Linked DNA regions of Homo sapiens: region 2 is linked to region 1. A link is an interaction called in ENCODE POLR2A ChIA-PET data of the cell type or tissue named here. Cell type or tissue: OCI-LY7. All regions are shown on one strand.

Region 1 (2,500 bases):
TTTTACTCTGGAGATTTTTTTCTCTTTTAAAATAATGGATAGGCAAGTGGTTTTGGGGGCTGTTTTGGGGTTTCAACTCTCAGAGAAAATTCAGTTAATTAGATGGCCTTGGGAAATTTTTTCTGTGTTATTCTATTATTCTCCATCCTTACAAAAAAAAAGTTATCTACTAAGAGCATTAGGAGATCTTCTGATATAGTACGTAAGGATCATCAAAGATGTCTCTGACAAAAATTTCTGCCTGCTACTATTGCAAGAGTAACCATAAGATAAAATTGTTCACCATAACAACATACTGCTACAAGTATTTCTTAGGAAATACATGTGTTGTTCCCAACCCTGTTCCTCCTCTATATCACCCTGCTTTACAATATGACTTGACCAGGTGTTCACTGGGATGAAAGATTAGAAGCCAAGAGTAGGTCCCTCACTTCTCCCTTTCACTTCGAACCCCTCAGCAGGGCTTAATGTCTAGCTTTGAAGCCCAACAGACTAGCTCTTATACTTACTAGTTATATGATCTAAGACAAGCTATTTAACCTTTTTGAGCATTTTCTCATTTCTCAAATAGGTAAAATAGCTATATACATCTCAAGATGCTTTTGCTAATACAATTATGTACAACAATCACCTTGTCCAGAAGGAAAAAATGGAGGGAGGGAGGGATAAATTACAGTACAGACCACTAAATGCTAAACATGTAAGCACAAGAGGCAAGAAAAACAAAAGAACAGCACCAAACTCAGCGTCATGGCATTGTAAAAGCATGAGGTGTGACAGTATACACATGGTAAACGAGGAAGGACCAGTAGTGCAGGAGAGCTGGGTCTTATGGTGTGTGAAGAGAAAAGACGAGGCTGGAGAAACAGGGCCTGAGGGCCATGTTAAGGAGGGGGACCATGGCCAGTTTTACCCAAGGATGTACCATGATCAAATGTGCTTCTGTAGGAGGACCACTCTGGTGGCACTGTACAAGACAAACCAACCTGGGCCAGGGCTGGAGGCAAGAAGATAACCTACATACACAATCTCTTCTTTATTTAGATAGTTTTGTCATTGTTTTAAGTAACATTCTCCCTCCCCTTTTAATCCAAATGATAGCTACTTCACAAGGGGTCTCCAACTGAAAAATGACTGGGTCTCACAGACAAGATCTATACAATCTGGTATAAGTACCAAAGGATTCAAAGTAAAAATGAGAAAATATGGAAAAAAATGTTCATTTCCACTAGGAATCAATGAGCTTCTAGCCAAGATGGATTAACAGGGACCAGATTCATTCTCCCACCTTAAACAACTAAAAACACCAGATAAAATACATGAACCATTTTCAGACATCAGACATTAAGCAACTCAAGGCAGTGGTCCCTGGAGGAGGGAACCAATGAGGTGAGCCCTACAATTGCTGGAGTCTACTGCCTAGAGAAAGTTTTCAGGCCACAGAGCAGGGAGGAGGAAGCTAGGTGGCGCCCAGCAGACACATGAGTTGAGAAGATAGGGTGGGAGTTTAGGGAACTTTGAGTGGCTACAGTTCTTCAAGACTGAGTGTGGAAGGGAAAAGAGCTGCACAGATAGAGAACCCCAGAAATCTGCAGATTCCCCTTTGAGTACCAGTGTGAGAAAACTACCCAAGACTGGGAAAAGGACTACCCAAGAAGAAAATGTTTTTTTTTTTAAAAAAAAAAGCCCCAGAACTCACACAGGGCCAGGTATAGTTCATGTTCCCACCAGCCATGGTGAGAAAACCTCATTAACACCCGGATCACAGGGTTAAGCAGTCAGAAGGGTATTGAATAACATGGCGAAATTTGCTGATCTAAAAGCAAATCTTCCAAGGATCAAACTGATTCCAAGTAACTTCACTGTGTCCCAGAACAAAGCTTAAGAATATTTTTTAAAGTACAAGACTATCCAGCACCCAGCAATATAATGTGCCCTAGTGATTCACTAGAGATCATATGTCTAGTGATCAAAAACTACCAGGCATGCAAAAAGTAGAAAACCGTAACATTTAACCAGGAAGCGAAACTAACCAATAAAAACACATTCAGAAATAACACAACAGAACTAGTAGACAAGAACATTAAGTTATGATAGCTATACTCCGTATGTTCAAGAAGGCACAGAAAAACATAAGCATGTTAAGGAGAGCCACAGAACACATATATAAAAGACCCAAATTAATCTAGAGATGAAAATACACTAGATGAGATTAACAGCAGATAAAACACTATAGAAGACCGATGAACTTGAGTCATAACAATAGAAATTACCTGAAAACAAAACACACACACACAGGGGGTGGGAGGGAAGGCTCAGAAGGAGAAAAAAACCCATAAACACACCCAAAAACTGGAAAATGAACTGAGCATCAGTGACGTGGGATAGCTTCAGGCAGCCCAATATATGTGTAATTGGAGGCCCTGAAGGAGAAGTGATGGAAGAGGGGGCAAAAAAAAAAACTAAAGAAATCATGGCCAAATTTTTTTTCCAAATGAAA
Region 2 (2,500 bases), 81 kb before region 1:
TGATGAAACCCTATCTCTATTAAAAATACAAAAAATTAGCTGGGTGTGGTGATATGCACCTGTATTCCCAGCTACTTGGGAGGCTGAGGCATGAGAATCACGTGAACCCAAGAGGCAGAGGTTGCAGTGAACCGAGATCACGCCACTTCACTTCAGCCTGGGTGACAGAGGGAGACTCTGTCTTTAAAAAAATAATAATAGGGAGTGGCCTCAGCCAAAGACATGGCTAGTTTAGAGTGGGAAGGGCTCAGCAACTTCCCAAAGCACAGGGTCCCAGCAGAAAGACTACCCTGTGATCCTTCCCTCAGGAGTGGCTTCCTTCCAGTGCCCCTATTACCTCCTCTTAGAGCCCGGAGACACTGCAAATGTCAGTGTCCAGGATGCTCTGGGTAGAAGTTAATGATTACTTGAGTCAGCTCTTTCTGCAAACCCTGATGCCTGTGCCTGGTCACTCCGAATCTGGAAGAGACACTGCATAATCTTTGGAAATTCACTGCAGTTATTTTCTTCATCTCCCAATAATCAACCTCAACAACATCCCTCAGTCCTAGGAACTTCCTAGATGGAGTTTGGTCTCTAGACTAGCTATGGGATATCATAACAGCTATGAAGGAATAGAATCATTTTGTGACTTTAACCTATTAGCCCTCTAGTACTGGCCTTAAACAGAGAGACAGGTTTAAAAAACAAAGCCCATGACTCAAGTTAAGGACTCCAGAGCCTGGAAACTCTCTCTCAGGATTGATACCTCTGTTGTTTTTTCAGGACTTAATGTTAGGAACATGGGTTCTCTATATTGGGGGAGTATTATGGAATGAATTGTGTCTCCACAAAATTCATGTGCTGAAGTCCTAACCTCAGAATGTGATTGTATTTGGAATGAGGGCCTTTAAAAGATAGTTAAGGTAAAATGAGGTCATATGGATGGGCCCTAATCCAATATGACTGGTGTCTTTTAAGGAGAAGAGATTAGGACACAGATATACCAAAGGTAGATCATGTAAAGATACCAGAAGAGAATGGCCATCTACAAGCCAAAAAAAAAGCGGTCTTCAAAGAAACCAACCCTGCCAACACCTTAATCTCAGACTTCAGCCTCCAGAATTATGAGAAAATTAATTTCTGTTGTTTAAGCCACCCAGCTGGTGTACTTTGCTATGTAATTCCAGAAAACTAATATAGGGAGAGTTATTAAGACATGTCTCATATTTCTGCCCTTTCCTATTGCCTCCAACCAGATTGTATCTGCTTCCCTGTGTCTACTTGCTGGCTTGGAACTTATTAAGATTGGATCCTTCCTGGAAGAAATTTGCTGATGGAGGCAGAAGGACACTCAGAATTGAAACTGTGTGAGCTTTGGTGCCTGGGATCCTTACTTGCTGTTGCCCATACTTAATTCAAATACTCAATGGATATTTATTATGTCCTAGGGCTATAAGAACATAAGAAAAAGACCCCTGAAACTAGGAAAGAAAGCTTCAAAGAGATGGTCATTTAGACATTTTTAAAGAATGAGAGGAATTGTTGGAGAAGATTGGCATGGGAGAAGAGAATTGAAGCAGAGGGAACAGCATGTACAAAGGTACAAAGATGTGAAACAGAATGACCCGCTGGAGGAACTACATCCTACTGACTAGAATATAGTGTCCATGTGGGCCTGTGGCACAAGGAGAGATAGGAACCCAAACCCGGTTGGAAAATACGTGGGCCTGTGGCACAAGGAGAGAGAGGAACCCAAACCCGGTTGGAAAATACAATCTGGGAGGCAGCTGCGGGGTGTGGAGGAGCCTCAGGTTATTCACTATCTACAGCATGCCCAGGTAGAGTGGTTTCAGCAGTCAGAGAGTGCCCTCAGGCAAAGAATAGCAGCTGCTGACAGCTGGAAATTGTAATCCATGGTAATGGTTGCAGCTGAGATGTGGGTGGGTACCCCCAGCATCTCCTAGATCAACCATACATTTGTGTGAGCCATTTGGTTTTCTCTAGTAGGTCTTGATTTAAGTTCCTGAACTCTGCCCACCACCACCAGCAGCCATGACTTCTTGGCAAGACTCCAAACCCCTCCCTACCTTCACTCTTTAGGTAAGTTGTTTAAAGATGCTATGCCTCCTTGGGAATTTCATTGATTTCCATGTTCCATTCTGCCTGTTCAGCCTCTGCCAACCACTGTCCTGGACTCTCTGGCAGACTGTGCCTTCCTGGTTCTTGTTGGTTACTGGTTGCTTACTGGTTGCAGCCCTATACCTGTTCTTGAACCCCAACTATTGACCCTGTCCTAGGTTTAGTTTACTAACATGGTCTAAATTCTAGTACAGTGATAACTTGAAGAAGCTCAGGCCTAACTTACTAACCATAATATCTTACCCTATTGGAACTGAGCTTTTCCCAAAGAGTACCTCCAGTGTCTTCGCTCCATCAGGATCAGTCAGTCCTACCCTCACCCAACTATCTATAGCCCTAAAGGACCACTGATCATGGCAAGTTAAGGCAATTATCAATA

Evidence for each region. Peaks named below come from ENCODE experiments on the same cell type or tissue, not always from the same donor. Only the 100,000 strongest peaks of a DNase experiment are listed, where the experiment ranks them.
Region 2: POLR2A ChIA-PET joins it to region 1 with 11 read pairs; 12 of 35 experiments call an interaction of 5 or more read pairs at or near these places.

What each region holds. Positions count from the first base shown.
Region 1 is chr1:165,684,844-165,687,343 of GRCh38, forward strand. All of the region lies in intron 2 of ALDH9A1 (aldehyde dehydrogenase 9 family member A1), which reads right to left. Among named protein-coding and RNA genes, the nearest start is that of ALDH9A1, 12 kb to the right of the region's middle. In OCI-LY7, CTCF peaks have their summits at 1,466 and 1,483; a DNase peak (open chromatin) is centred at 1,468; H3K4me3 peaks cover 581 bases; H3K27ac peaks cover 719 bases.
Region 2 is chr1:165,603,607-165,606,106 of GRCh38, forward strand. No RefSeq gene overlaps it. Among named protein-coding and RNA genes, the nearest start is that of LRRC52-AS1, 23 kb to the left of the region's middle. In OCI-LY7, no CTCF peak of the experiment used is centred here; no DNase peak of the experiment used is centred here.